Regions from separate parts of the Homo sapiens genome. Here region 2 is linked to region 1. A link is an interaction called in ENCODE POLR2A ChIA-PET data of the cell type or tissue named here. Cell type or tissue: K562. All regions are shown on one strand. Region 1 overlaps ANKAR (ankyrin and armadillo repeat containing). Region 2 overlaps PMS1 (PMS1 homolog 1, mismatch repair system component).

Evidence for each region. ChIA-PET counts read pairs that join two places held together with the same protein. Peaks named below come from ENCODE experiments on the same cell type or tissue, not always from the same donor. Only the 100,000 strongest peaks of a DNase experiment are listed, where the experiment ranks them.
Region 2: POLR2A ChIA-PET joins it to region 1 with 5 read pairs; 2 of 35 experiments call an interaction of 5 or more read pairs at or near these places.

What each region holds. Positions count from the first base shown.
Region 1 is chr2:189,683,952-189,687,951 of GRCh38, reverse strand. The region is part of intron 2 of ANKAR (ankyrin and armadillo repeat containing); the gene reads right to left. Among named protein-coding and RNA genes, the nearest start is that of ANKAR, 11 kb to the right of the region's middle. In K562, no CTCF peak of the experiment used is centred here; a DNase peak (open chromatin) is centred at 1,921.
Region 2 is chr2:189,872,556-189,876,555 of GRCh38, reverse strand. It overlaps PMS1 (PMS1 homolog 1, mismatch repair system component), which reads right to left. Exons shown (of 13, transcript NM_000534.5): 12 at 2,900-3,060. Among named protein-coding and RNA genes, the nearest start is that of PMS1, 90 kb to the right of the region's middle. In K562, no CTCF peak of the experiment used is centred here; no DNase peak of the experiment used is centred here.

The sequences.
Region 1 (4,000 bases):
CTTCTACATAGCAAAGGAAACAATCAACAAAGTGAAGAGACAACCCACAGAATGGGAGAAAATATTTGCAAACTATCTATCCAACAAGGGCTTAATAACCAGACTATATAAGGAGGTCAAACAATTCTACAGGAAAAAATTCTAATCTGATTTAAAAATAGGCAAAAGATCTGAATAGACTTTTCTCAAAAGGAGACATACACATGTCAAACAGGCATACGAAAAGGTGTTCAACATCTCTGATCATCAGAGAAATGCAAATCAAAACTATAATAAGATATCATCTTACCCCAGTTAAAATGGCCTTTATCCAAATGACAGGCAAAAATGAATGCTGGCAGGATGTGGAGAAAAGGGAACCCTAGTACACTGTTGGTGGGAATGTAAACTAGTACAGCCACTATGGAGAACAGTTTGGAGGTTTCTCAAAAAACTAAAAATATAGCTACCGTATGATACAGCAATCCCACTGCTGGGTATAAATGCAAAAGAAAGGAAATCGGAATATCAAAGGGTATCTGCACTCCCACGTTTGTGGCAGCACTGTTCGTAATAATCAAGATTTGGAAGCAACCTAAGTGTCCATCAACAGATGAATGGATAAAGAAAAAGTGGTACATATACACAATGGAGTACTATTCAGCCATGAGATTCCGTCATTTGCAACAACTTTGATGAAACTGGAGGACATTATGTTAAATGAAATAAGCCATGCACAGAAAGACAAACTTTGCATATTCTCACTTATTTGTGGGAACTAAAAATTAAAACAATTGACCTCATGGAAATAGAGATGGTTACCAGAAGCTGGGAAAGGTGGCAGGGAATGGTGGGGCAGGAGGGAAGTGGGGATAATTAATGGATACAAAAATATAGTTAGATAGAATGAATAAGATCTAGTATTTGACAACACAACAAGGTGACTACAGTCAATAATTTATTGTACATTTAAAAACACTAAAAGAGTATAATTGGATTGTCTGTAACACAAAGAAAGGATAAATTTGTGAGGTGAAGGATACTCCATTTACCCTGATGTGATTATTAGGCATTGTATGCCGTGTGAAAATATCTCATAAATATATATACCTGCTATGTACCCACAAAATTTAAAATAATTCAAAAAAAGAAAGAGTCTCGTTTCCAAATTTATAAATCTCATGATTCTTAAGTTAACAATGCCAATAAAATTGTGTAAGATAAAAGCAGACAGATGAGTAGGTTACTAAGGAAAGTGAATACAGATACAATATAAGTCCCAGCTTTGATCAAGGAAAATATGAAACAACAAGAAAACGTGATTTTTCTTTAACCAGGGTATCAGCTTCTCACTTGGGCCAAAAGCATAGTTTGTTTTTTCAGGCTAGTACTATAAATTTCTTTTTTTTTGCCAATAAGAAGCTAGACATGCATAATAAACAAAGAAACTGCCAGCTAAGTAATCATCATTTAATAAATAAGAATTAAAACTTGATTTTACTCTATCAAAAAATGACAAATTTCCCGTGCTACATTTTCTTGCCATTTACAAAGAAATTGAGGACTTTCTTCTTGTCAAATAGTCTTTTTAAGATAGTTATATCTACAATGTTACCCTTAATTTAGGCTTGAGAAAACTGCTTGTAGTCGTAAGACATGACTGTAGAAAATGTGGCATTTGTTTGTAATATATATGCTCTAAAGTGTAAATGATATGTCAATGTATCCCCTCCTTTCTTTTTCTTTTTTCTTTCTCAAATCTTTTTTTTAAAAAGGCCAGAATACTCTTGGGTTTTTAAAATGGCCACTATAATTCATCTCTTTTCTGCAAAATAGTTAGATAAATTACAAAGAAATGAAAGGGATTCTGGCAGTTTAAAGAAGTCTAAAAAGCCAGAGGGATTGTTGATAGCACTAAAACCTCATGGCTTGGGGTGGCTGGGAGCCAACAAAAACCACAAGAAGCCTTAGAGACTGAAAGCATTATGTGGAGGCTGTGAAGGACAGGCCATGGTGCAAGAATTTTTTTAAAAGAAAAGGTGTAGTGAGATCCCTAGATCATCTTCCCCAGATAGCACAGCCCTTCTCCTCTTCCTCACTAAAAGGGTACAAAGCACAGCTGAGGGTTGGGAGGAGCAGTTGTGCTGAAAACTAGTTAAATGAGAGTCTGAGTGCTGAACCAAGATATCCACAGTTCAGCACTTCCCCTCCTTTGGCCCCTGACTCACAGCCCTCCCTCCAAGCAGGATACTGGAGGAAACACACCTGCAGATACAACATCTGGGGGACAGGCTTCCCAGTGGAATGTCAGGGGTTCCTGCTCATCACTCTACAGTGAAGTCTGCCAGCGTTCCTGCCTCACTCCTAAATGAAAACAAGCAGCAAGGATCGCCAGGCAGGTGAGGAGAGCCTCTCAGATGAAAGAAGCACTGGAATTACTGGGCCAGGGGCAGGGAGGGGTGCTAAAGGAAGGTGAAGTGGGCTTAAAGCAATGAGTTCTGACAAAAGGAAGAGGATGAAGTTATCAAGAGAGACATCTCTAAGGAAAAAATGGAACTTCATATCCCATTTTTTTATCAAGAAGAATTCAATATTTCCCTTTGAAAGACTGGAACTGAATTAGTAGTAAGTACATGGAGAAGTTAGCTACTGGAAAAAAAAACCACGATTGTTCATATCATGAAAAATAATGTTCCCTGAATCAAGGACCAGAAGCAAAAAAAAAAGAAAAAGAAAGTTATTAAAGAAAGGAAATGTCCCAGCCGGGACAACATTCTACAAAAAATAAAAAACAAAAAAATTAGCTGGGCATGGTGGCAAGTTCCTGTAGTCCCAGTTACTCAGGAGGCTGAGGCAGGAAGATCACTTGAGCCCAGGAGTCTGAGGCTGCAATGAGCTGAGATCATGCCACTGCATTCAAGCCTGGGTGACAGAGTAAGAGCTTGTCCCTTTAAAAAAAAAATTCAGAAAACAAAGTGCACATTATGTAAATTAGCTGGAAGGAATATGTACAGTCATAGGAAAGTAAATAATAAAAAAGAATTTAATAAAAAATTGGATCAAATGAAATTTGGAGGATGAGGGGAATGAGGGGAAACAAAAGTTTCCACAGCTTTAACCTCTATTTTTTTTTTTTTTTTTTTGAGACAGGGTCTCTGTCACCCAGGCTGGAGTGTAGTGGTATGATCTTGGCTCACGGCAGCAGCCTCAACCTCCTGGGCTCAAGTGATCTTCCCACCTCAGCCTCCCGAGCATCTGGGACTACAGGCGTGCACCACCATGCCTGGCTAATTTTTGTATATTTTGTAGAGCCTGGTCTCGAACTCCTGAGCTAAAGCGAACCACCTACCTCGGCCTCCTCAAGTGTTAGAATTACAAGTGTGAGCCACTGTGCCCAACCAATTCCCTTATATTCTATTATTACCCATTTAATTTCTATATGTATTGAAAGTTTACTATAAGTCATGCACTGTATAAGGTGCTGAGAATTTAAAATCAAACCAAAAAAGACACAATTTTCTGTGCTCTCAAGAATGAGCTTAATGTCTAATAAGGAAGAAAGAAATGAAGCCAATAATTTCAATTCAAAATACAAAGTATTTTTCTGTGCACAGATAAAAGAGTCCAAATAGAGTAGGCAGTATCTGAATCAAGTCTCAAAAAATGAGTAGCAATAACCCTAGGAAGAAAGTGGACAGTGGTGTGGGGTGAACAGGAAGAAGGCATTCCAGATAGAGGACAGGGAATGAACAGAGAAAAAAACAACCCAACTCACATTACTCGCTTGTGATAATAAATAAGTTCCCATTTTTTCTCAATATTTCTATTAAAAGTTCCCTTCTCCTATTTTGCTATCATGAGATGTTTTCTTCTTTCCTTCCATCCTCCTAGCCTTCTGGAAAGAGTCTAAGAATTTATGAATTAGATGAAGGGATCCACCCTAACTAAAATGCCTGCTGAGAAAACTGGGTAACATGGCCAGATTTTTGGTGTGCTCTATTCTCTACTATTGCTACTGTTT
Region 2 (4,000 bases), 190 kb before region 1:
CAGAAGAGAAAGAACTAAATGTTCAGTGTGGGTGCATCATAGTTGTTAAAAAAAAGAGGAACAAGAAAAGGAAATTAGGCAGAGGCCAGATCACCCTCTAGGACAGGGTGAGGAATTGGTGTTTTGATTTACCCTTGGACAAATTCTACTGAGCATCGTTGAGTCATAAAACTGTCCTGGCTGGATCCAATACAAATGTTAACTCTTAAGATCCCTCAGTGACACCTGGAAATCTTCTTATTCCTCTCTAATTAACCTTCTCTTATAGTACCTACAGCTCTTATTTTCAGATCTTTGTTACTGTACTAAAATTACCAACTCCTTCCCACAACCCCTCCACTCTCAGCAGGTAACTTCTACTCTTTCACCACATATATCAACATGACTTCTCTCAAGTTCCCCTAAAATTTCACAGGTTCTAATGATTAAGAAATTTTTTTTTAAAGTTTACGTAAAAATATTATTTTCATTTTTCCCCTTTTCTGTTTTCTGCTCTTGATTCAGTTTCTTCTTTCTAAACCTTAAATTCATATCCTATCTTCCCTCTTGCCTTTTGGGGAACATTTCCCCTGCAATTTTTTTTTTTTTTTTTTTTTTTTTGAGACAGAGTCTAGCTCTATCGCCCAGGCTGGAGTGCAGTGTGCGTCCTCAGCTCACTCCAACTTCCACCTCCTGGGTTCAAGCAGTTCTCCTGCCTCACTCAGCCTCCTGAGTAGCTGGGATTACAGGTGCGCACCACCACACCTGGCTAAATTTTGTATTTTTGGTAGAGACGGGACTTCACCATGTTGGCCAGGCTAGTCTCAAACTCCTGATCTCAGGTGATTCACTCACCTCAGCCTCCCAAAGTGCTGGGATTACAGGCATGAGCCAGTAAGCCTGGCCTCCTCTGCAATTTTTTATTGTCAGTCTTCCACCAGTTCAACACAGACATGTTTAACATACTCTTTCCTTCCTTTCACTATTCACTATCATACGACTTGCTGCCTACTTTTCCACTACTACACTCTTTAACTACTGGCAAATGTCGTCTATTCCTACCACAGCAGACCCTTGAACAACACTGGTTTTAACTGTGTGGGTCCACTTATACATGGATGTTTTTCCGACCCCAACTGTGATAGAAAATACAGTACCATGGGATGCGAAATCCATATATACGGAGGGCCAACTTTTCATATATGTGGGTTCTGGAGGGCTGACTGCAGGACTTAAGCATGCCTGGATTTTAGTATCCACAGGTGGTGCTGGAACCAATCCACTGAGTATATACAAGGACAATTGTACTTTGCCATTACGATTCTCTTCAAGGTTACCAATGTCATCTAGTAGCCATATCTGATAGTCTTCTAGCAATTATTACCCTATACAGAACATGATACTACTTATTCTTAAATTTACTTCCTTCCTTGACTTTTACATCCACCCCTCTCTTGGTTCTCCTTTCACTTTCCTTTCTCTCTGATTCATCTTATTGACCTTAAATGGAAGCATCCCCGTGGTTTAAGTTCTCTCTTTTTTTTTCCTAGCCCATTTTTCTTAACACTTATACCACTATTACCTTAACATACTGAAAGGTAAAGTATTAGCAAAAAAATATTTAAAACCAGTCCCAATTTACTTTATTCCTGTTATTTCTGAACTCTTATTTCTCCCCACATGGTTCTTCCAACCCACAGCTCCCTCAACCTTTAAGTTCATACTAACTCTTTCACAAGAAAATATTCCCTTGAAGTCTCTAGAAACTATCAATGTTAAGCTACCCGCACAATAGGCTGGGAATTTCCACATGACAAAGTTCCTAAAGGATTCACAGAACATTACTGAATACATTCTTCAGAAGGTTTAACAAGCAGACTTTCCTGTTAAGGAAGTCCGACCTTCAGAATACAGCAGGCACACTACCAACTGTAAACAAAAATGGCTCATTTTTAAAAAGGGAGAAAAACTTCATTAGAGTTCAGGTTTGTTTTTTAAATAATACCAATCTTGAGGGATATCTAGAACAAGATATATAGATGGAAACACTATTGTTTTCCTGCTACTATCTTATATTTTAAAGTTTATAACCTTCCTTAATCCTTTTCTTTTAACCCACTCTTACATTTCTCTTTTGTGGTGAATACTGTCACAAAAATGAAAATTTCCGCTTATTCAAAGATTCCCATCTTTCACTTTCCTTCCCTTCTACTCCTCTTGATGAGATCAGGACTTAGAATTATATTACAATACTTTTTAGACAAGTATGTAATATAAAGGTAGCATTAGTTTAAACCCCTTCTGAGGGGATTATTTATGAAATGTTTTTAAAAAAGAACTTCACTGCAAAATATCTCATTTATAAAGTCTTTCCTCAATATGTACCCAAGAAAATGTTATGGTAAGAATCCATGATAGAGTTTACCACAGTCAGTCTATGATGTGAAACTTAATAGAGTGTTCTTTTTTTTTTTAATAGTGTTCTTCTTGCAAATACATAATAAAACTTACAGATAATATTCTACTATTTGGAAATAATTTACTATTTTAAGAAATAAGTATCTTAAAGTCTGGCCAATCTATAATACCTCTATATATAGAATCAGCAGCAGTCCCCAAGCTTTTTGGCACCAGGGACCGGTTTTGTGGAAGAGTTTTTCCAGTTGGCGGGTGGGGATGGTTTCAGGAAATTGTTCCACAAGAAGTGCACAACCTCGATCCCTCGCATACACAGTTCACAATAGGGTTTGTGCTTCCATGAGAATCTAATGCTGCCACTGATCTGACAGAAGGCAGAGCTCAGGTGGTGATGCCCGCTAGGAGGCCGCTCACCTCCTGCTGTGTGGCCTGGTTCCTAACCGGCTTGGCCCGGGAGTTGGGACCCCTGTATACAATAACATATATATAAAATAATGCGTACCTCTAAATAACTTATCACTTTGCGAGGTCTACATTCATAAACTTCCTTTGCATTTCTGTTTAATATAGCATTAAGAATTTCTTTTAAATCTGCTACTCCATAGAATGGGAGACAATTAGCCATTCCTTCTATTTCCAAGTAATTTTCAGTAATTGAAACTCCTGAAAGAAAAAAAATAAAAACACATAGTTAAGTTCATATTCCAGAACATGTCCATTAAAAACAAAAATTGCTGTTAAAACATTTAGTGAACCCTCATTCAAATTTAATACAGTCAGGACAAAGTTTTGTTCCTTAGTTGGAGAACAAATAGTAATTTCCCATAGGGTCTCACATTAAGTCATAAGTGCTCACTGACACCACATGTGCTTTATATAATTTAACTTAATCCCAGTTATTGCTGTTCTGTTCCTTAAATTTGTTTAGATCATTTCTTGCTTTGGAGAGAAAATGGAGTCCCATGATATTTATGAAAATAAAACTGGTTTAAGTGTTTTAACAACTGCTGCTCTTCAAATTCTACCCTACCATTTCAATATCTAAACGCCTGAATTATTTCTGTGATTTTAACTTACGAATTATAAAAGCAGTCACATAGTAATTTATGGAGATATTATTAATTAGAAGAAAATACTGTTTGTTCAAAATATTTTAATAGGACAAATAAAACTGACATGTTAACTGTTACTTAAATTACTCTTAGTAATTAAAATAAAACTAAATGGCTGGGCATAGTGGCTCACACCTGCAATCCTAGCACTTTGGGAGGCCGAGGCAGGCAGATCACAACATCAGGAGTTTGAGACCAGCCTGTCCAACATGGTGAGACCCTGTCTCTACCAAAAATACAAAAAAAATTAGACGAGTGTGGTGGTACGTGCCTGTAGTCCCAGCTACTAGGGAAGCTGAGATGGGAGGATCACTTGATCCCAGGAGGCACAGGTTGCAGTGAGCTGAGATCGTGCCACTGCACTCCAGCCTGGGCAACAGAGCAAGACTCCATCTCAAAAAATAAAATAAAATAAAATAAAACTAGAAACTAGCTAAAGGATTGGATGTATAACTGGGTACATAATCCATAACAGCACATATTTCAAAGCA